2 separate regions of the Homo sapiens genome follow, and region 2 is linked to region 1. Evidence: read pairs that join two places in POLR2A ChIA-PET (ENCODE). Cell type or tissue: CD4-positive, alpha-beta T cell. All regions are shown on one strand. Each heading gives the region's core, and the rest is flanking DNA. Links, peaks and the distances in the headings are about the cores only. Region 1 overlaps CARD19 (caspase recruitment domain family member 19). Region 2 overlaps WNK2 (WNK lysine deficient protein kinase 2).

Region 1 (6,987 bases), core at 1,430-6,429:
TGTGATGCCTGAGTTTGTCGTGCTGGGAGGCTTACTGGGTGAGGGGACACAGGCACACATGGCAGGACTCAAAGGCCCGTGGGTCACTCGGGTGGGAGCTGGGGGCTCTGGAATCTGCCCTAATTCTTGTCTTTTCAACTCAAGCCGAGACCATGACCGGGAGGGAGCACCCTGTCCCAGTGCCTGTTCCCACCCACCCCCGCAGGAGGGATGGAAACACAGAATTCACCTCTGGGACTGGTTCTTGAGCTTTTGCCTCCCCTTTTGTCTTCTAGACCCCAAGGGCCTGCCAGGGACCCGGCGCGTCCTCGGTTTCTCGCCTGTCATCATCGACAGACATGTCAGCCGCTACCTGCTGGCCTTCCTGGCAGATGACCTAGGGGGGCTCTGACAGACCCTGGACCCAGGGCCTCACCTGCCACTCAACCAAAGAGTCCTCGAGCCGGCCCGCCAAGGGGACTGCTGCTTCTTTTTCTAAATGCATATTTTTCATTATTTATAATTTGTGTAAAAAACACACCTTCACCTTACAAGGTGCTGACCATATTAAATGTTCAGGTTCTCTCAGCCTGCCTCGTTCCTCAGTCTCAGGGGTGTTTCAGAGATGACTGCAGCTATGGCTGCTCCAGCTGGGGCTGGCCCTGGTATTCCCAGCATCCCCACATCCAGCTGCTGGCACAGACCCCCCAGACAGGACGCCCTCCACATGGACTCACCTGCCTCGGATAAGCCGCCAGGCACTGCCTCCCCACCTCAGATGTTCCCCACACTGCCCCCTCCTCACACCTCATGTGCCACACACACACACACACACACACACACACACACACACACACACACCCACTCCCCCCACCCCAGCTGCTGAGCCTGGACCGGACACCTGATTCCCTCCCCTTGTCAGCTCCTCCCCCAAGCCTTTTTGTGGGGAAACGAGAATATTTGTCAACCCACAGAATCATCATGAGTTTGCATTTTCCAGGGGGTTTCTGGAGGCACCCAGGCTTTGCCCCAGAAGGTGCTGGGAACCCCTAATGCTGGGGCGATGCCACTGGCAGGGCGAGGCTATGGGCGCAGCTCCTGGAGGGACCCTGCTCAGTCGCAGGGTCCCAGCGCACATGACAGTGGGAACCAGGCTGCCGGTGGAGTATGGAGCTCCAGGACATGACATCCCATTACCATGCAGCCCTGCTGCTTGGGTCATCACAGTGCCTGCCCCTTCAGGGAACTGAGGGCCAGGGGCAAGGAAAGCCAGTGCCTCAGAGCCCTCCCACCTGCCAGGCTGCCATGCGCCCACTGAGTGGGGTGGCCGGGGGACAGCCCTAGCTGCCCTCTCCCTCCTCCACCCTGAGCCATGGGGCCAGGGCCTGTGCTCCAGTCTCAGCCCCTTTGCCCACCTGTGAAATGGGATCCCTCCCTCGGGACTCCTCCTTGAGCCTGCGCTCTGTCACAGCACCCCCTCCCCCTCAGAAATCCTTTTAGGAATTTACCACCTTGCTACAGATGCCTTTAATGCCTGGGTAAAGGAGACACACTTAGTGAAGGTGACAGGTGTCTGGGTGAAGGGTGTAGACAGGTGTGACTTGCCCCTGGAGGGTGAAGGAGGGGTCTCCAGGGACAGTAACATTCTATGACTGCGTCAGCTGAAGGTAGGAAACCTCCGAGGCAGGCAGGGCACAGGCCAGTGTGTGGCCTGGGCAAGTCCTAGGTGGCCCCACCTGAGGCCGTGGAGGACACACGCACCTCCTCAGGGCTGCCTGACATGACCTGAGGCCCTGACTCCCCAGGCCGCTTGGGCAGGGTGTCATTCCTCAGTGAGGGGCTGCCTGGCCCGAGGACTGCTGACTCCCCTGTCCATCTGTGTGCACCCACCGCCCTCCCCCGAGGCCCATGTCAGCCAGGTCCTGAGCCCCACTGTCCTTGGACTGCCCTCCCAGCGCCCAGCTACCCCCAGCTCCATCCCTGACCAACTGGACTCAAGCCTGGGGCTGAGTCTGTGACATCCTCGACCACCAGCCAGGCCTACTCTTGCATCTGCCGCCTCCCGCCTGGTGGTTGCCCCACCCTTTGAGGCTGGAACCTGGAGGAGGGAGAATGATAAGCGCCCATGTCTGTGCCTCAGCCGCCCATCAGGCCCAGCTCTGCTAACCACCGGGCCAACCAGTTCCTGTGACCAGCAGTGAACTAGGTCCCCAGGGGAGGGGAAGGCACCCTTGGGCACGTGAGGCCCTCCTGGCTGCCCTGAGTCCCCGCTTCCACACTACACCCACAGATGGCCGTGTCCTGCGCCTCCACACCTGTGCTGCAGGTGTTCAGGCAAAAACCGTGCTGCTCCCTCGGCTTGGGACTCCTTACCAGCCCCTCTCATCAACTCATCCTTCAGGAATGCCACTTCCTCCAGGAAGCCCTCATGATACCCCAGTAAGAAGAGCAGTTTCCTCCAAGCTACCACACCTGAACATGGGATGCTGTTCTGACATCCAGAACTGTGCAGGAGCTGGTAGGAGATGCTGGGGTCGAGGGAACTCCCATTACCAAAGCTTTGGTGTGAGGGAGGGGTTGTGGGAGAGCTGGAGGTGAAATGCAGAGGGTTGTGAGGGAGAGTGAGTGAAGGAAAGAGGGGTAGTGAGGAAGGGGGTGTGGATGAGGGAGGGAGATGAAGGAAGGGGAATGAGGGGGTGTGTGAGGTAGGTGAGGAAGGAGATGAGGGAGGGGGTGAGGTAGGGGTGAGGGAGGGGGGTGAATGAGGGGTGAGGGAGGGGTGAGGGAGGGGTGAGGGAGAGGTGAGGGAGGGGTGAGGGGGGTGAAGGAGGTAGGTGAAAGGGTGTGAGGGAGAGGTGAGGGAAGGAGTTGGGGGGAGGGAGGGGTGAGAGAGGGAGTGAGGGAGAAGGTGAGGAGGGGTGAGAGAGGGTTAGGGAGAGGTAAGGGAGGGGTAAGGGAGGGGGTGAGGGAGGAGGTAAGGGAGGTGATGAGGGAGGAGTGAGGGAGGGGATGAGGGAGGAGTGAGGGAGGGGATAAGGGAGGGGTGAGAGAGGGGGTGAAGGAGGAGTGAGGGAGGGGTGAGGGAGGGGGTGAGGGAGGGTTGAGGGGGTGAGAGACGGGTGAAGGAGGGAGGGGGTGAGGGAGGGGTGGGGGTGAGAGACGGGTGAAGGAGGGAGGTGGAAGTGGGTGAGGGAGAGGTGAGGGAAGGAGTTGAGGGAGGAGAGAGAGAGTGAAGGAGAGGGTGAAGGAGAGTGAAGGAGGGCATGGGGGGGTGAGGGAGGGGTGAAGGAGGGAGGTGACGGGGTGAGGGAGAGGTGAGGGAAGGAATTGAGGGAGGAGGGAGGGAGGGAGGGGTGAGGGTGGGGGTGAGGAAGGGGTGAGGGAGGGGTGTTGGGGGACCTAGTATGGAACCCAGGAGTATATTTGTCACAGGTCAGCAAGGACACAGGGCACTTGAGCTCAGAGGCCGGAAGTATAGCTGGTCTTGCACAATCCACGGTACCGGTCTGGGAGAAATGACCCTGCTGACTACAAACACAGGCTGGGTTTTGGGGGTGCTGACGCAGCTTTGTTGTGCTGCTGCTTCCAGTTCTGCCGGCTCAGTGCCTTGTGACCGGGGCCGGTGGCTCCTCCATAGAGGGCTCACAGGGGTCCTGCCCACTCAGTGCCTCTCACACCTCTGCACAAACCCTGGGTCTCAGCAGCCACAGGGTTCTGGCCTTCCTTGGGTGAGCCTGGACACCCACCCTCATGCAGACAGGTTCAGAATCTGGGAGGGGGTCCAGCCTCTTGTGCGCCCTACTGTCCCCCACACCTGAGGGGCACTCGGGAGACAGAGTACTGGGGGCATGCTGTTGTCACCACGGCCTGCTGGGGTCATGTCACAGCTCAGAGCCTTGGTCCCCCCAGCTGTAACGTTAGCATGAGAATGGGGACTCTGGCAGTCGAGGAACACCCACCCTCCCGCAGCCTGGCTGGGCAAGTGCTGGATGGGGGTTGCAGTGGGACCCCAAATCTTGATCAGATCTGGGGAGGGGACCCTAGCACTACCTTGCAGGGGGGTGAGGGACCAGGGGTGGGTCTCCACAGACCCTACTGCAGCCACAGGTTTGGAGGGAGTGGGCTACACTGGCCTAAAACTGGCCTGAAGACAGCTGGTGGGAGAACCCGGCTGTTCACTGGCTGGAAGGACGAGGACGTGCTGGGCTGGGGGCCACAGAGGCTGCAGCTGGTGGGGCAGCTTCCTGCGGTCACAACAGGTCAACAGCACCTGGAGTTAGTGTTTCCTCTAAAGTAAAGTATTTGAGAGAAAGAGAAGAAAAATATGAAAGCATTCAGACCTCTAATTTATTATTATTATTTTTTGAGACGGAGTCTGGCTCTTGTCGCCCAGGCTGGAGTACAGTGGGGCGATCTTGGCTCATGCAAGCTCCGCCTCCCAGGTTCACGCCATTCTCCTGCCTCAGCCTCCCGAGTAGCTGGGACTACAGGCACCTGCCACCACGGCCAGCTAATTTTTTTTTTTTTTGTATTTTTAGTAAAGAAGGGGTTTCACTGTGTTAGCCAGGATGGTCTCGATCTCCTGACCTAGTGATCCGCGCGTCTCAGCCTCCCAAAATGGTGGGATTACAGGCATGAGCCACTGCACCCGGCCCCTTTTTTTTTTTGAGTCTTGCCCTGTCTCCCAGGCTGGAGTGCAGTGGTGCGATCTTGGCTCACTGCAACCTTCACCTCCCAGGTTCAAATGATTCTCCTGCCTCCGCTTCCTGAGTAGCTGGGATTACAGGCGCCCACCACCACACCCGGCTTATTTTTGTATTTTAATAGAGACAGGGGTTTCACCATGTTGGCGAGGCTGGTCTCGAACTCCTGACCTCGTGATCTGCCCACTTTGGCGTCCCAAAGTGCTGGGATTACAGGCATGAGCCACCGTGCCTGACCTTTTTTTTTTTTTTTTTGATACAGAAATCTCTCACTCTGTTGCCAAGGCTGCAGTGCAGTGGTGCGATCTCAGTTTGCTGCAACCTGCACCTCCCGGGTTCAAGCAATTCTCGTGCCTCAGCCTCCTGAGTAGCTGGGATTACAGGCATGTGCCACCGTGCCCAGCTAATTTTTTTGTAGTTTTAGTAGAGACAGGGTTTTGCCATGTTGTCCAGGCTGGTCATGAACTCCTGAGCTCAGGTGATCCACCTGTCTAGGCATCCCAAAGTGCTAGGATTACAGGCGTGAGCCACCATGCTGGGCCCAGTCCTATGATTGTTAAGAATAATGCAGTGCCAAAAAAAAAAAAAAAAAAAGAATAATGCAGTGAAGAAACAGGCACTCCACTCTGATTGAACACAGGTGGAAGAGGAGGCCCTAGGAAATGGAGGGGAGGGCTGGGCGTAGGGTGTGGCGTGGGTTCTGTCACAAATGGCCAATACACCCAGAATCAGGTGCTCCTCCCTGCCTGGCCGTACCAGGCCTGGGCCCAGCACCTTGAATGGAGGTCCAGTTGCCTCCCCACTCATCTGACATGAGCTGCCCTCATCCTTACTCTGCACATGGGAATGAATGGGCCAGGTCCTTCAAGGATGAACCAGATAGAAAGCACTGCCCTGGGAGAGGGAGCCTGTAGATCCAACAAGACTTAGAAGACACTTCCAGTGCTTTTAGGTGGGCAGGAATAAGCAGTGTCAAGGACACGCACAGGGCACCTAAGCCATGAAGAGACCTGAGCAAGGGATCCCTGTAAGGGAGTGAGGGGCCGAGACTGGGCTTCGGGCTGGCACAGCGGTACCTCTTCACCTTGGAACAACCCACTGAGATCTATGCCTGCCTTCACATCTATCTTCTATCCGTCATCTATCAAGCTATCCATATGTCATCTATTTCTCATCTATCAGTCAATCTTTTCATCTTTTACTCTTTTCCATCAAATACAACAGCTTCTATCAATCATCTCTATCTAATCATCCATCTGACCATCCAGCATCTATCATCTATTATCTATCTAATCTATCTAATCATCTAATCTATCTGACCATCCATCCATCATCCGTCCGTCCGTCTGTTCATCCATCCATCCATCCACCCACGTATCTACCATCTATCAATCTATCTAATAATCTCTCTGTTATAGGAAAGAGGTTAGGAAACCCTCCCATCACACTCTGCCCAGTTGGTCATCTCCAGCTCTATGCGACTGCCCCTACCTGCCCCCGCACCTCACTGCTTCCCCAACACCAGCCCAGCTCACAGGACTTGTGCAAAGGCTTCCTTGCCCTCAAACCTTCTTCCCAGACTTCTGCATGGCCCCTCGCCATCATCCCAGGTCACCTACTGACCTCCCTGCCCATTCCTCCTGAGCTCCCTGTGTGTCCCTCCATGTCCCCCCCCACCACCCAACTTCGTGGGTGCATCTTGTTCACTTTCCAGGTCCCCCGTGAGAACAGAGCTGAATCCACGGGCAGGACTGGCTGGAGTGGATACATCAGGTCCCAGGACCCCATAGGCGCTGTCAAACCTTCCCAGAAGGTAGCTTGGCTCTGAGCAGCTCCTGGGCCTGTTTTTTGTCTGTCCCTTGGCTGCTGTGACACATGCACAGGGCCTAGCACATACAGGCAAGTGAGTGGGTTCTGCCCCAGACATTTACTGAGCACCTACTATATGCTGGACAGTGCTGAGGACACAGGCTGCAGATAGGTGATGGCATCTGGTAGGAGAGCCAGGTCAGACAAAGGATCCTTAAGTAGGAGAAGCACAGACAGGGATGCGGGTGCCAAGCCATGCCCCCAGCTCCAGCAGAGCCCCTTGGCCCTCAGGAGACCCAGCAGGCAGAACACTCATTCTCGGAGTGCCTGCCCTGGACTTGGGCTGGACTCAGACTCCAGCTCCAGGGGAGAGTCCACCTGGCCGCACTGTCTCTGGCAACATGGACAGTGACTCCATCCCAAGGCACCAGAGCATAAATTGTAATGGGGCCAAGACAGTGATCAGGGAGGGGCGGCATCAGACTGGTCAGGACGG
Region 2 (7,792 bases), core at 1,090-6,089, 73 kb after region 1:
GGGCGTAGAGAGGGTCCTGGAGAGTGGGCCTCGGAGGCTGTGTCTCTTAGGCTGCTGCTTCTCCAGTCCCGATGACCTACTTTAATGACCCAGGGAGTCTGGACTGTTGTGTCTTTGCAAAACAGTGTGGAGGCTTCAAGGCCCGGTGTGTGCAGTCAGAGTGTTTTGGGGGCTCTGGGCTGCCCATAAATTAGTACTTTCCTGTGTCCAGCAAGCCGTGGCTGCCCCAGCAGGGATACCTGCAGAGACTTCTTCTGACCCAGGGCCTGTGACCCAGAGGTGGTGCCTGGTAGAGCTCTGGGGACAGCTGGGCAAGGCCTGGAAGTGTGGTTAGTCGCCTCTGCTGCTCTGAGAGCTCCATTTGTTCACAAAATGGACGTGTGAGAGGTCTTAAAACCGAGTCATGCAGAATGCGTGTGGGGGTTTTTCTTGGCTGCAGAGGCTCTGGGCATGCATTTTTCATAATCCTGCCATCACCGTGGTGTCAGCCCCAGCCCTGCAAGATTATATAAACAGCCACCTTAGCTGTCCTGGGACAGCCTAGGAAGCAGAGGCCATGCCTGTCCAGGGGGTGTTTACAGGCCTCCCTCCTTGGAGGTGGGCAGCTGTCAGGCGTGAGCCAGTCTGGGAGAGTGCCGGCTGGAGGTGTAAGTGTACTCTGTTGGCCTGTAAAGTTAGCTGGCTGTCCAGTCCAGGCCTGAAACGGGGCTGGGGCTAGCTGGGGCAAGCTGTGTTCTGGGGCCGCTGGCCACACTGCGGGACTCTTGCATTTTTGACTCAGAAGTGGGATTCAATTGCTATATCCTCCGGCCCCGACAGGGTGGCCTGCGTGTGTGTGCAAGCCTGGATAATTCGGTGGGTGTCGACCTGTCGTCAGCCTTTCTCCCAAGACAAAGAGCTCCAGAGACCTGCCTCTCCACCACCCCTTGGTTCTGCCTTGGAGATGTGGCTTTTCAAGTTAGGGGTCAGTGGCATTGTGTGAGGTCCTTAGGAGGGACTGAACAGCTCCCCTCCCTCATGGTCCTGTAGGTTCTGATGGTACAGGAAAGGCAGTGGGTGGGGCAGGGGGCTGTGATCTGGGGGTCCTGGGGTGTGCTGGGCATTCCTGCTGCAAGGGAAAGCAGAGAGAAGAGAGGGCCTGAAAGGGGAGACGACTCTTGATTCTGGCGAGCGGTCTTCCTGCTCTTGCCCTTCTGACCGGAGCACCCTCAGGTGCTGCCTCTGCAGGGTGGTGGATGGAACAGGGGTGCTGCAGTAGGCTGGATTTGAGTTAGACCTCGGCAGCCAGAGCCTGCTGATCTGGCTGAGGCATCGCAGGCGCATGTGACTCTTGGAGCTTGTTAGTTCCCATTCCCTTTAAGGAAACGCAGGCGATTCTGTCTCTGGGTCTGTCCCCTGCAGGCATGGGGTGGAGCCTGGCCTCTGTCCAGGGGTCTCTTGCTCCTTGACTCTAGGTGGGAACAGCAACCGAGAGGTGCTTCTGGTCTATATGCTTTTTGTCTATATGTTGATGTTCCTTGCCAGGATGTTACTGGTGCCCCAAACTTGTGGTTTCCCTGCATCTCCCCCAAAAGAAGTACCTCCAACATTTGTCCCTAGTCGATGTGTGTCATTTGGGATCAGCTCTCTCTGTGCTGATCTGAGAGGGTTTTCCATGAGAGGGAGTCTGGACCTGCTTAGAATAGCCCCCTTTGCTGAGAACTTGGTGTGTGTTGGGGCTGTGCTGGAAGTCTCGTCATCACAAACTGTGAGGACTGAGGGGAACAACCCCCAAGGTCACCAGTGAGGAGATGGCAGGGCATTGTGGGATCAGGGGAGGAGGGCCCCTGCCTGTGTGTAGAGTGGTGTAGGCTGACTTTGTGCAGAGCTATTGGAAGGACTGATGGGACTGCCTGTGTGATGTCCTGGGTATGGGCCAGGGGCTGCTGGGCGTGTGGAACGGAAGAGGGTGGGGTGTAGGGCTGCAGGGAGATCAGGGGCTGTGGGAGGGGCGTTGGACTCTGCGAGGGGAGTGTGCTCCTGGGTGGGATGTGGGGTCAGGTCTCACTGAGCAGGGAAGGGTGACAGGTGGGTGCTCCTTCTCTAGGTGTGTTGGCTTTGTGTCGTGAGGGGCTCTCTTAGTCCACAGTGTGGAGATGCCATCCTGCACATGACCGCTAGCATTCTGGGCATGGGGAGGGTTCCTGGGAGTCACGCTTTACACTGTAGAGGGAGGGTCTAGGGGGATGTTGCCTTCAGCCAGGAGCCCTTCTTGGAATTGCTCTTGGCCTCTATCCCTTTCTTCCCCTACTCCCGCAGCACCTGCAGTCTGTCCAGGTGCCTGGGCTGTGTTCCCCTTTCTGCCCTCCACAGGCTGGGGGGCCTCCCTGGAGAACTGAGAGGCGCCAGTGGGGCTCACTTGTGTTTTTCAGGGTTCCCTGCCAGACGGGAGAAACGCCTTCATGTGGACCTAGTAAGCCTGGCTTAGAGGACATCTGATTTCCTTTGATAAATTAGTGTTGAAAGAACTCTGTAGAGAGGGTAATATTTATTTATCTCACATCGAAGGGCAGTGAGGTGTTTCACCTTCTGAATTCTCCAGATGTGCAAAGCTGGAACCTGCACTGTTTTTTGTGGGGGAAGCCATTTTAAAATACCTCCCTGTCATTCTTCTCTTGAATAAACTTTTATTCTTGGCAGCAGAACACATTATGGTAACAAGGAAGTAAAACACCAGAATCCCACCGCCTTCCTCCTTGCCCACATGTCCTGTGTTCCTGTGGTCATCTTTGGCCAGCCCTGGTTCCCCCACAGACCCCTGTACTGTCAGACAGGGTGCGGGGTAGCCTGGGGCTCCGTGTCGGCTCTGGGAGCGTCTGCCACCTGCCATAGCCGGCCCAGCTACCCTGGGGGTGCTGATCTGGGTCACTGGCCTGACCTTCTACAAGACCCTCCTCTAGGGGGTGGTGAGGCCACAATACAGCAACGGGGAGGTGCCTGGCGTGGTGCTGTGGCCACCCCTTGCTCTGCCACCTTCTGTTGGGTCAGCACAATCTTGTTCCCTTCTCCTTTTGGTGTTGAGCTTTTGTGACTTCCTTGCCCTTCTTGGCTACCCACGTTGCTGGACCAACACTGTTCCATGTGGCTCAGGGCTCCCACTCTCACTTGCTGCCACCTTTGAGCTGGCGACAGGTCCCCAGGTTGAGAAAACATAGCCAACTCAGACCCAGGGAGGCAGCCTGTTTGCCTTTCCCGGACCTTCCTGTTTCTGCTGTGTCTCCCTTGGGGACCTGGAGTAAGCTTGGTTTTCACCCCCTTTAACAACACTGACGCCTCCCTGTCAGCAACTCCCTACTTTAGGGGACACAGGATCTTAGGATCTCAGTGCCACTGCCTCTGAGCTGCTGTGGCAGGGCTGGAACCTGAGTTTCCCAAGATGGTGCTGGGGCCTGCACCCAGCATGGGGTCTTTCTACTTCATAGAGACGTACATTCCTTGATCCTCAGCTCAGAGCACTTGCTGGGCCCTGGGAGAGCGGTGGAGTCCTAAAGAGGACTAAGGGTGGGGGCGCTGCTTCTAGTTCCAGAAAGTTACAAAGTAGGTCTTGCTGCTGCTTGGTGCCACCCAGAGGGGGCAGGGCTCAAGGAACGATGTGTCCTGCCCCAGCCGGGTGTCTCAGTGTCCTGTCCATCTTCCTGGGTCTGGGAGTGGATGATGCCAGAGGAGACTCGCTGAGTATGGCCTGTGCCAAGTGGGTGGTCCCCCCACCATCCTCCAAGGACAGCCCAGCCACCCGACAGCCTCTCTCCCAGCCGCTGGCAGCCCCGCCAGTGCCAGTGCTGAGCTGGCCCGTCATCCCGTGCAGGTGGGATCCTTATCACCTTTCTAGGCAGGCGTTCTGCATGTCATGGGCCACGCAGCCTTAGGCCAGGGTTTGGGGGACTGGAGAGCCTGCGTGCTTTGCCCCGATGGCCTCTCGTTAGAGGCCCGGCTGCCAGCCTCACCTGCTTTTAGCCCTGACCCAGCTGAAATGGGGAGAAGAGGAGACGAGGGGACGAGCCAGTGCCGGGCACAGAGGAGGTGCATGGCACTCACTTACTGGGGCAAGACAATCAGAAGGCTTGACCCGATTTGGCTGGTGGTCACCCCTTTTAAAAATTCTCTGAAGTGCTTAATTTTATTGGGAGAGTTGTAATTTGAAATCAGTTGGATGCCAGCACTGAATTTGCTTTCCTGGGCGAGATGTTTTCTGCACCATGCTGACCATGGTTTTGGTTTAGCTGGCAAAAAAGGCTGGCGCTAGCTCCCTGAAAGGCCTGTGCAGACGGACTTTCCCTCCCTCCCACCGGGGCAGAAATGTGGGCGCCAAGCTCTCAGTGGTGCTTCTGCCCCCCGAGTGGTGGTGGCGAGGTGTGTGTCAGCAGCGATGACAGACAGCAGCCTGTGCAGGTCACCGTCATGGGGGACACATTGAGGCTGAGGCACCACAGCTTGTTTTCTACTAGAAGCAGGTGCTCCTGTGGCTCAGTGGTGCCGTGTGGGCGCCTGGCTGAGCTGAATCAGGACCAGGCCACCATGGGACTCGAGCGTACCTGTGCTGCTTTCTGAGCCCCAGAGGGAGGACCCCAGCACTGGCTCAGATGTGTGGAGGGCCAGCCCCCACATGCCATTTGCCATTGCAAATGATTTGATTTGCCATTGCCAAAGCTTGTGTTTTCTCATTCCTCGTCAGCATGTTAGGAGGTCTGCCAGGGCAGCTGGACATGCCCTCCCGCAGCACTGGAACCTTCCGTGGTGGCAGAAACATCCTGCCTCTGCATTTGTGTCCACAGGCCCTGCGGAGTGCCTGGGATGTGGCTGGGGCAGCTGAGGGTCAGTGTTCTTATTTTTCCTCACATTAAACGTGGACGCAAATGTCCACACGTGCCCTGGCTGCTTCACGGGTCACCCGCGTCTCCAGGCTTGATCTTGGGCCCTCCTCTAGGCGGCTGCTTTTCCAGAGGATATAACAGACCCAGGTGACCTAGAGGTGGCCACTGGGACACCAGACAGACCCAGATGGGGACAGTCTATAGACCATCTTACAGCAAGGGAGACAAAGGGGCCGGGACACATCAGGGCTGGAAGAGGCCAAGGAGGTGCAAGATGGGGCCTGCGCTGGAGACCCCCACGGAGGACTGGATTGGATTGGACTATGAGAACCTAGACTTGGTGGCAGTGCCACGACTGTGTCAGGCTCTGGGAAGCAAGTGGCCACCAAGTCCAAGACAAGCTCCAGGTCAGCGGGAAGATCTCGTGGGCCCTGAGAGTTGCATCCCCCCACCCTGTCCTGTCATTTCCGGGGACAGCTGGGGGCTTACTCTGAGGTTGCGTAAAGCTTTATTGATGGACAGCTAGCCAAAAGATAGCATCAAGAGAAGGGGAGGGAGCGGATGTTCCTGAAGGTTCCAGAGGCCTGTGCTTGGGTCTCAACAGTGCAGGCTTGTGTGTATGTTGACTCAGTGAGCATTTGTTGAACGTGTGTCCTGGTTCTAGACCTGGGGTACCATAGTGAGCAGGACAGGTCACCGCCCTGGGAGACAGAGCCTGTGAGACCTGGAAATGTATTGGGCAGGTTGGGGAGTTCTGAGCGAGGCTGGAGGAGGGGCGGGAGTGGAGTGAGGTTTTGACAGGATCTCTCTGGCCACCTTGGGGACAGTTGGGGATGAGGGTAGAGGCAGGGGACCAGCAGGGAGGTGACTGCCACTGTCTAGGTGAGAGATTACAGGGCTGGTACTGGGTGGGATAGAGGCGGGGAGGGGAGAAGCATCAGATTCTGGGTGCATTTGAAGGTGGAGAGCACAGGATTTACATCAGATCTGAAGGTAGAGAAGGTAGGAATCGTCCAGGCATGGTGACTCACGCCTGTAATCCCAGCACTTAGGTTGAGACGGGTGGATCATTTGAGGTCAAGAGTTTGAAACCAGCCTGGCCAACATGGTGAAACCTCGTCTCTACTAAAAATACAAAAAAATTAGCCAAGTATGGTGGCGGGCACCTGTAATCCCAGCTACTTGTAGGGCTGAGGCAGAAGAATCGCTTGAACCCAGGAGACAGGTTGCAGTGAGCTGAGATCGTGCCACTGCACTCCAACCTGGCGACAGAGCAAGACTCCGTCTCAAAAAAAAAAGGCCAGGCGTGGTGGCTCATGCCTGTAATCCCAGCACTTTGGGAGGCCGAGGTGGGCGGAACACGAGGTCAAGAGATTGAGGCCATCCTGGCCAACATGGTGAAACCCCGTCTGTACTAAAAATACAAAAATTAGCTGGGCGTGGTGGCAGGCACCTGTAGTCCCAGCTACTCGGGAGGCTGAGGCAAGAGAATCGCTTGAACCCAGGAGGCGGAGGTTGAGTGAGCCGAGATCGCACCACTGCACTCCAGCCCGGCGACAGAGCGAGACTCCGTCTCAAGAAAAAAAAAAAAGAGAGAGAGAGAAGGTAGGAATCATGGTGTGGCAGCAGCTTTGGGCCTGGCAGGATGTGGCTGCTGTCCTCTGAGGGGGAGGGGGAAATGTGGATTTAGGGGAAGGGCAGGCCTTGGCTTGGGACATGCTTAATCTGAGTGCTTTGTAGGTGGCCAAGGGTGGTCCTCGGGTGGAGTGGGATCTCCCAGGCTGATCCTGAGTTGGGAGCCTGGGTAGGCACCCCAGGAGTGCAGGGATGGGCCAGGACTGTGTCTCGGGGGGCCAAGAGGGAGGAGCTCATTACCCTGCCCAGAGGGGCTGCCCAGGACAGGAGGGTGCTCCAGGATGCCAGAACTGTTTCAAAACATGATTCATACAATGGGCAGCAGATTCCGAGTTTTAGGTGCTAAGACAAAATTGGGAACTGTGCTGCACCTTAAAGACAACTGTCCCTTCCCTTGGGAGTTACCCTTCTTCCCACCCCTGGGCCCTGCTGGCCACCATGAGTCCACGGTTTGGGTGGAGCTGGCCAGTGGTCCTGGGCTGGCTGGACTTGCCCCTCACCTTCCAGGACAGCTGGGAGCTGCAGCCCTTCTATGCCCATAGTCATCTTGTAGGTGTCTCTCAGGGCCTGTGGCTTGGGTCTGGCTTCAGGCTGCAGCTGGAAGACACCCAAGGTGATGGCATGGAGCTTTAGGTCACCTCGTTGATGGAGAAGAACTTGACCTGGCCCAGCAGGGGTTTGGGCCGTGTGTCTGGGTCTCCCTTGTGGTCCGTCCTGGCTGTGCAGCCGTGATGGGGCATCAGCATCTGCTTGCTGTGGTGGGAAGGGGGGTTTGGGAGCCTCAAAGCCAGGAAGGACGTCGCCCCAAAGGTCCCAGCCGCACTGCCCTGGTGCATACAAAATACCCCAGGGGTAGGAGGGCCCTGCCATGTTCCCAGTGCGTGGCCATGGGAGGGCACCTGTTTCTGCGAGCCTCGGTTTACCCTTTTGTGCAGTGTGGATGGTGTTAGCTGCCCTTCATGGCTGGGGGCTCTATTGAGAGAAATGTGTTTCACCTGAGCACACAGGGGCCTCAGGTCAACCTCTTTTCACCCGTCTTGCTCCCCCTGCAAAATAAACAGTTGTCTCCAGTAGAGATGTGGAGAGCAAGCCGAGCCAGCAGGTGGAGGCTGGTTCCCGAGGCTGCCTGTCTCCCCGCCCGGGAGCTGTGGGCACCTGTGCCGCTGTTGCCTTAGTGCTTGAGCTGCAGATAAGGAAAAGGGTGTGAACGGCAGCAGCTGGGATTTTTGAAAAGCAAGCTAGGATCTGCCTCTGACCATAGACAATTCAGGGCTGTGTTTTGGGGAATCCCAGCTGGGTGGAGAGGA

Evidence for each region. Peaks named below come from ENCODE experiments on the same cell type or tissue, not always from the same donor. Only the 100,000 strongest peaks of a DNase experiment are listed, where the experiment ranks them.
Region 2: POLR2A ChIA-PET joins it to region 1 with 10 read pairs; 3 of 35 experiments call an interaction of 5 or more read pairs at or near these places.

Annotation. Positions count from the first base shown.
Region 1 is chr9:93,112,717-93,119,703 of GRCh38, forward strand. CARD19 (caspase recruitment domain family member 19) reads left to right here. Exons shown (of 6, transcript NM_032310.5): 6 at 276-567. The coding sequence ends at 391. Among named protein-coding and RNA genes, the nearest start is that of NINJ1, 18 kb to the right of the region's middle. RefSeq lists enhancers at 685-1,633, 1,634-2,581, 6,667-6,987. In CD4-positive, alpha-beta T cell, for the core only: no CTCF peak of the experiment used is centred there; DNase peaks (open chromatin) are centred at 3,094 and 3,505.
Region 2 is chr9:93,185,886-93,193,677 of GRCh38, forward strand. All of the region lies in intron 2 of WNK2 (WNK lysine deficient protein kinase 2), which reads left to right. Among named protein-coding and RNA genes, the nearest start is that of WNK2, 5.6 kb to the left of the region's middle. RefSeq lists enhancers at 292-1,257, 3,359-4,292, 3,517-3,686, a cis regulatory region at 3,602 and a silencer at 7,129-7,347. In CD4-positive, alpha-beta T cell, for the core only: no CTCF peak of the experiment used is centred there; no DNase peak of the experiment used is centred there; H3K27me3 peaks cover 261 bases.